Linked DNA regions of Homo sapiens: region 2 is linked to region 1. A link is a contact called in ENCODE Hi-C data. All regions are on one chromosome and are shown on one strand. The core of a region is the stretch at or near the end of the contact, and the rest is flanking DNA. Distances in the headings are between cores, read along the strand shown.

Region 1 (4,404 bases), core at 835-3,334:
TTTATTGGACAAGTATTACTTGATAAATGATAATAAAGCTCCTCTTTAATGCTTCCTCCCTTTGGCAGTGTTATACCCTTAGTAAAAAAAAAAGAAAAAAAGAAAAAACTGTTCAGAAAAATAAATCTTTGATTTTCTTCCAATTCCTTACGTTTACAAAAATAAAATGCTTTAAGTTTTAAAATTTATGTCAGTAAATGTAGGGCTAGCCTGATAAATTCACGTTTTATTTGGGAAGACTTGACTACACACACACACACTCCCTCCATCTCCGAAGGGGAAAAGCGACAAGGACAAACCGCAGCCTCAATACATCAAAGGCTGAGCTGGCACTACAGCCCATACATCATCAAGTTCACGGACACCCCTAGATGGCTCCGTGACACGGTCAAGGTCCTTGGGAACTCCCACACATTTCTATACTCGGCACACCGATCACCTCTCTTCAACTGACCTCTAGCCAACCTAAGATCCTGGTGGGAAGATTTATGAAAGGCAGTAAAATCAAGACAAGCAGGGAACCTGCGTAACCCCTTTAAGTCTCTAATGAAACAAATGCAATCCCTTAAGATATTTCTTAAGGAAAAGCTAGAAGATGCCTCTAATCGCAACTTGTTTCCAGAAAAGCTGGAAGGGCACCACTAAGACAAGGCAAAAAAAAAAAAAAAGGCAAAATATCGGAAAGTCTTATGCTGGAAGCGGGGGTGGGGAGGCGGGGGACAGGCAGACAGGGCTAGAAACACCCAAATCAATTCCTCAGGGAGCGAAACGGCAGAGGCCGGCAGCCCGCGGCCCACGTGCACTTGCTCAGGGAACCGTTCCAGCGAAACCTGACCCGGATCGGAATCCTCCCGCAGCACAGCGGCCGTGTTTATCGGAATGGAACGCTACAAGTTGTCACCTGCATCCCTCTCCCAGCTTTGACAGGGAACACGCGCTGCCCCCACGCCCACACCGACACCCGGATCCCTATCCAGCCCGGCCAGAGTCCCAGGGGCCAGGGACCAGTGCAGGGAGAAGGTCCCCCACCTCAGCCCTCAGGACCCCCAACCACAGCCCACCCGCCCCCACCCTGCTCGGTTCTAGGCCCAGCCGAACCTACATGTCCCCGTAGTGTCGAGCGTTATCATCCACAGTCGCCCCTCAAACTGTGACCCCCACCTGGGAGACCCGGAATCATCCAGGACCCTGGTGTGGGGGGCAGTACTCCCCATATCTGCCCCCCGAAAACTGCTATGGAGCAGCCGCGCCTCGGCGGGCAGGTGAGGGGGCCGAGCCCACCAGCGCCGCAGCCCCGCTGCCTACCTTCTTCAGCGCCGGCTGCCGCTCCCGGGCAGACATCGCCGGCCCTGACTTTGGGGCTGACACCGCCAAAGGGCAGTCAGTGCTCGCCCAGGCCACTTCGGGAGGCCCAGGGGCACGGCGAGGGGTCGGGGAAAGGCGATCGCCCACTACAGCCCGCGCGCCTAGACTGAGGGAGGAGCCGGGCTGCAGAACCGGCGGCGGATGGAGACGGGAGGGAGGCTGCGAGGTCGCTCGAGGAGAGACTAAGGCTCTAGAAACGGAGAAGCGGGCGCTCTGCGGGAGGCGGCGGCGCTGCCGCTGGCCGTCAAGGGCGGGAAGTGTTCTGGGACTCTCATTAGGGGCCGCGAGCCTCGAGCGTCAAATTCCCGCGGCGTCCGCCTAGCGCGCTGCTGTGGCGGGCGCGGAGGGCGCGCGCCGGCAGTGGGGGCTGCGGCGGCGGAGGGCACGGGCCCCCGCTCAGCGTCCTCACCTTCTTGGTGCAGCTGCCTCCCGCGAGCCGAGACACTCCTGTCAGGGAAGAGGAGCGCCCCGGCTGTCCCCCTAGAGTCTCCTGCTGGGGGGACATCGCTTCCATGAAGAAAATCTTCAAACAAATCCCAGCCCAGGAGGAGGCTACACGATCATGTCCGCGGGCTGCCGGCCGGAGGGGCGAGGACGCGCGGGCGGAGGCGCGGCTGCCGTGCTCAGGCAGGGAGCCGAGCTCCGGGTGCTCGCCGCGCGCCTCCCGTCGGGGCCATGTACCTCCGCCTGCGCTCGACACCGCGGGCTGGAGGCGAGTGCAGCGGCGACAGCCCGTCAGCGCCGCGGCCCGCCCCGCCTCGGGCCCGCCCCCTCCGCTCCGGGCGCCCTGCGCCGGGGCCCGCCCCCGCAGCCCTCCTCAGCCCTCCTCCAGCCTGGGCCCTCCTAGCCTCGTCCCAGCCTGCGGCGCGCCTGGCGGGCGTCTCTCTATATATGTTAGCACACCGGCCACCGGCTGACCTTTTCGGTCTGTGACTCCGCGTGGGTGCAGCCCGCAGGAGCTCATCGGCCTGTGTCACGCACGGGGGCCTCTAGTGCACGGACACGCGCCTCTCCCGCCACCTGCCCACTCCCACCAGACCCCATCCCTTCCCGCGCCGTGCCCGCGGCGGAAGGCGCCCCTGCAGCGCGTGCATCCGCGGAGCGGTGGCGACCTCAGCCTGAGCAGAGGAGTTGCAGTGATTCCTGCCTCGCTTTCAGCGGACTGCGGAGGGAATCCCCCACCCCACCCCACTGGGGATAGGGTGGCACGTCGCAGAGTGTCGCAGCTGTACAAATTTGGAAGCCCACAGCATCGCCTGACCTCTTGTGCAATCCCGAACGCTAGCCTGTTCGGGTAACCCTGAGTGGGCTTCTGCAGCCGGTCATGTCAGCGGCCCCTGCACATTTGCACCCGCGGTTTCCGCTGTCTGCAGGCTGCAGAGACGGGGGCATTCCAAACGTGAAAGAGCAATGAAGGAAAATGCAGACAGAGCGAGGACGCCGAAATTTGGCTAAGCTATTGAGAAGGCTACAATATGTGGAAGTGTTTATCAGATATCTGCGCCGAGAGCATAACTTCCTGTCAGCCCAAATAGAGGCAAAAATATTTTAAAGGCCAAAGAATAATCAGAGGGAGAGGATTTGGAGCTGACCCGCGTTGAGCTGAGTGTTGCTGCACTTTGCGGGGCTGGTTGACTGGTACGGATGATTCGGTAGATGGCATTCTTCCCTTGGAGTCAGGACTAGAGAAGCAGTGGCGGATTAGTGAGGAAGGACACCACGCTATGATATTAGGTTGTGGAAGGGGTTTGGTTTGCTTTTGTGGTAAGAAGAAAAAAATCGAGGTTCCTGCCAGGTTAGGCTGTTATTAGGACAGGTTGTAGAAGAATAGGGCTCTGGCCGGCTCTGTTCCAAGGAAGGGATGCTGTCCAACACACACTCGCGCGCGCACACATCACCACCATGCCCAGGAATGGTTTATTGTGGAAATAATAGGGGGAAAATGTTCCAGCCCGTTTTAAGCCTTGTCCACCTCACACTGTTTAAAGTAGGCTTACATAGGCTTTATAAATCACACACACGTATAAATCACACACACGTATAAATCACATGTATGATTTGTAAATCATCTATTATTGTGTTTATGTATGTGTGCATATACACACACAGTTTTTCATGGCTACTCTCTTTTTGCAGCTGAGACCCATGTGCAGCGACAGGACTTTGCCCCCACCATAGAGTTTGTCATGAATTCTACACGCAGAGGGCTTTGCAGTTCCTTTCATTCCTTGCTGAAATCATCCACTTACAACTCGTTAGCCTCTTTTGGTTCCTATCATAAATGCACGCTCCCAATTTTCCTTACTCTGTTTTATTTCGATAACACTTATCTCCTTCTAATATATCATGTAATTTACTTAGTATGTTTAGTGTTTATTATCTATATCTCAGAGAAATGCAAGCTTCCAGAGGGCAGGAATCTTTTGTGGGCTTTTGTTGTTGTTGTTGTTATTGTTGTTCTTTGTCGTATACCAAGTGCTTGAAGCAGTGTCTGGTGCAATAAATGTTCGTTTGCTAAGGGAATTAATGAGGCATACAAGGGTTATGAGATAGATCTTAGAAGGGCCAGACTGGTAGAGTTGGTTGTTTCACTCAGAGTGTCCCATGTTTCTGTTTGTGATCTTCTTTTTTGCACAGGTTTGATCTGTGATCAATACTACATGTTCCAAATCAAAGTAGTATTTTACTGCAGATTTGGAAAACTCACTCTTACTTCTTAATTTTTAAGTGCTTTTACTTCAAAACCCATTAGTTTTGGTTTGCATAGAAAACTGTCCCATACCTAAAGAAAACTGACTTTGCTCAGATTAATGCTATCACCAGAATCGTGTTTTAAGAACACAAATTTGATCACATCACTCCCCTGATTAAACCCTTCTTTGGCTCCTTGTGTTTACAGAATAAATTTCAAATGCCATAGTATGATATGCAAGACTGCCTATAAACAGACATCCTTGCCTCCACTTATTTCTCTTGTCATTTATTGCTCCTCTTCAACTCTCACCCTATTCCCTGTCACATTGAATTCGCCAAGAAGTC
Region 2 (4,404 bases), core at 643-3,142, 190 kb before region 1:
CTATGAATATTGATTCAGGGGGCTATAATTCTGAAATACATTTTAGCAAGCAGGCAAATCTGCAAATATAGAATGTCAGTGATGAGTATCAGCTGTTTGTATGTGTGAACGTTGCAGACACTATGTCTCTTCCCCCTGAATGCATCTTTTAAGAATAAGGATATTCTCCAACATAACTACATGACCGTTACCCTGCCCAGGATAACTAACCTTCATTCAATAATATCATCTGTTATGCAGTTTATATTCAAACTTCTCCAATGTTCCCCAAGAATTCGAAGAGCTGTTTTTTGGGGGGGGCCTAAATTCAATCAAGGCTCACCCACACATTGCATGTAATTGTCTCTTTAGTCTCCTTTAATCTATACATCTCCTGCCTTTTAAGAAATTAACATTGATATGTTTGAAGAGTCCAAGCCAATGGTCTCTTAGAATGTCCCACATCCTAGATTTATCTGGTTGCTTCCTCATGATTAAATGTTGATGAAACCCTTTGGGCAGGATTACCCCAAAGCGGGTATTGGGTACTGCTTTTGCAGGCCAGGAGAAGGCTCCTATCACTTTGTCCCTCTATTGGTGAGGCTGTTTCATTCCTTCATTAAATTACTGCTGTAGATTGGGTGTGATGGCTCACTCACGCTTGTAATCCCAGCACTTTGGGAGGCCAAGGCAGGAGGATCCCTTGAGCCCAGGAATTCGAGACCAGCCTGGGCAACATAGGGAGACCCCATCTCCATACAAAATTTAAAACATTAGCCAGGCATGATGGCACATACTTGTAGTGCCAGCTAATCAGGAGGCTGAGGCAGGAGGGCTGCTTGAATCCAGGAATTTGAGGCTGCAGTGAGTCATGATTGTGCCCCTGCACTCCAACCTGGGTGACAGAGTGAGACTCTGTCTCAGGAACAAATAAATAAAAATGAAGTGCTGCTCTAGGTGAAGTAGGGTCAGCGCTGTAGAGGTGAGGGCCTGAAGAGTGGAGGAAGAACCAGGGATCATTGTTGTGAATGGGGAAGGAAGTCTTAGGGGCTGAATCCCGGCAGCGGCCTCTCTCCCAGGAGCAGAGGGCCTGCATCTGTCCTGGAGCCCTTCCCTTGTCAAGAGCATGAAGAAACACAGCGTCAATGTCTGGGGGCCTACTTTCAATTTCCAGTGAAATTAGGACAAAGTTCCTTTAGGCTTGATATCATTTCTTTTAAGCCTGAGGCTTGAAGTTGGAGCATTCTAAATGCGTAGGAAACTGTTATGAATAGCAACGAAAGGCAGAGTAACTAACACCTGACATAGCTATTTTCCTTGCCATTGCCTCTGCATGATTTAATATTTAATATGCTTGTGGTCAAACCAAGTCTGAACAGAGCAAGCCTGAAGCACTTCTAGCAACACAGCCAGGTGGCCAGGAGCCCAAAGTGATATAACTGCGGTTTACTCACAGGCTTTCAGAGTAACCTTTAGGGCTGGTTGAACTCTCAGACACCACTTAGCATTTCCTAACAATGATCTGTAATGCATTTGGGAAGCCTGTCTGAATCACCCAATTAGATCATGCTTTCTAATGGGCCTCAATGCAGAGATGCTGCCAACAGCTTTGGCAGAGGCACACAGAGCCCCCTTCTTTACAAGGCATCTTCCACTCTCTGTTTTTGATTTCACTCTCACAACATCACTGTGTTGTATCCCAGGTGGATGCTACTATTCCCACTTGCAGATGAGGAATCTGAGGCTCGCTGAAGTTAAGTGACTTGTGCAACGTCACAAAACCATTGAATGGTTGCTGTGAGCTTTCAACTCAGGAAAGGGCTTGACTTTCCCCTCAGGTGCCCTTTCCACTGTGGTGTTGGGAGTTAAGTAGAGGCAGACAGGTCATTACTGGATGGGAAATGCCCTGTGAGCCATTGCCAGCTATGTTTCTGTGTTGGCCTCCAGCAGTGCTTGTCTGATCAGAGACAGGGGTTATGTGGTTAGAACTGGGAAGAAGGCACCCACTAAAATTCTCTAGTGACTTGTTTTCACTTTTGTTTTAGGTTTAGGGGTATAAGTACAGGTTTATTATATAGGTAAATTGCATGTCACAGGGGTTTGGTATACAGATTATTTCATCACCCAGGTAATAAGCAGAGTACCGGATAGACAGTTGTTGAATCCTCACCCTCCTCCCACCTTGTACCTTCAAGTAGGCCCCGGTATCTATTGTTCCCTTCTTTGTGTTTACGTGTACTCAGTGTTTAGCTCCCACTTACAAGTGAGAACGTGGAGTATTTGGTTTTCTGTTTCTTTGTTAGTTTGCTGAGGATAATGGCCTCCAGCTCCATCCATGTTGCTACAAAGGATATGAGCTCATTTTTTAAAAATGGCTGTGTAGTATTCCGTGGTGTATATGTACCACATTTTCTTTATCCAGTCTACCATTGATGGGCATATAGGTTGACTCCATGTCTTTGCTCACTGTGAATAGTGCTGCGGTGAACATACATGTGCATGTGTCTTTATGGTAGAATGATTTATATTCCTTTGGGTATATACCCAATAATAGGATTGCTGAGTTGAATGGTAATTCTGTTTTGAGTTCTTTGAGAAATCTCCAAACTGCTTTCCATAATGGCTGAACTAATTTACATTTCCACCAGCAGTGTATGAGCATTCCCTTTTCTCTGCAACCTCGCTAGCATCTGTTATTTTCTGACTTTTTAGTAATGGCCACTCTGACTGGTGTGAAATGGTATCTCATTGTGGTTTTGATTTGCATTTCTCTGATGATTAGTAATGTGGGCATTTTTTCATATGCTTTTTGGCTGCATATTTGTCTTCTTTTGAAAACTCTGTTTATGTTCTTTGCCCACTCTTTAATGGGGTTGTTTTTTGCTTGTAAATTTAAGCTTATAGATTCTTGATATGAGACCTTTTTCAGATGCATACTTTGCAAATATTTTCTCCCATTCTGTAGGTTGTCTGTTTACTCTGTTGGTAGTTTCTTTTACTGTGCAGAAGATCTTTAGTTTAATTAGGTCCCATTTATCCATTTTTGTTTTTGTTGCGATTGCTTTTGGAGTCTTGGTCACAAAATCTTTTCTGTAGCCTATACCCAGAATGCTATTTCCTAGGGTATTTTCCACAGTTTTTATATTTATGTTTTACATTTAAGTCTTTGGTTCATCTTGAGTTGATTTTTGTATATGGTGTAAGGAAGGAATCCAGTTTCAATCTTCTGCATATAGCTAGCCAGTTATTCCAGCACCATTTATTGTATAGGGAGTCCTTTCTCCATTATTTGTTTTTGTTGATTTTGTCGAAGTTCAGATGGTTGTAGAGGTGTGGCTTTATTTTTGGGCTTTCTACTTTGTTCCATTGGTCTATGTGTTGGTTTTAGTACCAGTACCTTATTGTTTTGATTACTGCAGCCTTGTAGTATAGTTTGAAGTCTAGGTATAGAATCATATTGTCTACAAACAGAGATAGTTTGACTTTGTCTCTTTCTATTTGGATGGCTTTTATTTCTTTATCTTGCCTGATTGCTATGGCCACGACTTCCAGTACTATGTTGAATAGGAGTGGTGACAATGGGCATTCTTGTTTTGTTCTGGTTCTCAAGGGGAGTGCTTCCAGCTTTTGCCCATTCAGTGTGATGTTGGCTATGGGTTTGTCATAGATGGCTCTTATTATTTTGAGTTATGTTTCCTAAATGCCTAGTTTGTTGAGGGTTTTTAACATGAAGGGATATTAAATTTATTGAAAGCCTTTTCTGCTTCTGTTGAGATGATCATGTGGTTTCTGTTTTTATTTCTGTTTATGTGATAAATCACATTTGTTTATTCGTATATGTTGAACCAACTTGTGTCCCAGGAATTAAAGCCTACTTGATCATGGTAGATTAGCCTTTCTATGTGCTGCTGGATTCAGTTTGCTAGTATTATGTTGAGTATTTTTGCATGTATGTTCATCAGGGATATTAGCCTGAAGTTTTCTTTTTTCACTGTGTCTCTGCCAGGTTTTGGAACCAGAATGATGCTGGCCTCATAGAATGAGTTAGGAAGGAGTACCTCCTCCTCAGTTTGTTGGAATGGTTTCTGTAGGAATGGTAGCAGCTCTTCTTTATAAATCTGGTGGAATTGGGCTGTGAATCTGTCTGGTCCTGGGCTATTTCTGGTTGGTAGGCTTTTTATTACTGCTTCAGTTTTGGAACTCATTATTGGTCTGCTCATGGATGTGTTTGTAGTAGTCCCCAAGGGTTTTTTGTATTTCTGTTGGGTCAGTGGTAATGTCCCTTTTGTAATTTCTGATTGTGTTTATTCGGATCATCTCTTTCTCTTTTTTTCTTTGTTAGTCTAGCTAGTGGCCTATCAATCATATTTATTCTTTCAAATAATGAACTTTTGATTTTGTTGATCTTTTGTATATTTTTGCATC

The links. A loop is a pair of places that touch in the nucleus more often than their neighbours do. Pooled maps may share reads with other maps.
Region 2: a loop to region 1 is called in a map of CD8-positive, alpha-beta T cell, with 3 times the contacts of the local background. The contact joins the enhancer-like site here to the promoter of ARHGAP20 in region 1. A Hi-C loop is called at or near these places in 2 of 168 maps with a recorded cell type or tissue (CD8-positive, alpha-beta T cell and IMR-90), 6 of 37 single-sample maps with no recorded cell type and 3 of 50 pooled maps.

Annotation. Positions count from the first base shown.
Region 1 is chr11:110,710,353-110,714,756 of GRCh38, forward strand. It overlaps ARHGAP20 (Rho GTPase activating protein 20), which reads right to left and starts at 2,085. Exons shown (of 15, transcript NM_001384657.1): 1 at 1,775-2,085. The coding sequence starts at 1,879. RefSeq lists enhancers at 304-949, 1,932-2,433 and silencers at 1,957-2,016, 2,037-2,196.
Region 2 is chr11:110,524,624-110,529,027 of GRCh38, forward strand. No RefSeq gene overlaps it. Among named protein-coding and RNA genes, the nearest start is that of FDX1, 97 kb to the left of the region's middle. Within about 2 kb of position 1,893, at least 4 of the 41 ENCODE cell types and tissues checked have a DNase peak (open chromatin) inside an H3K27ac peak, as active enhancers do; they include CD8-positive, alpha-beta T cell, where a contact is called at or near this core.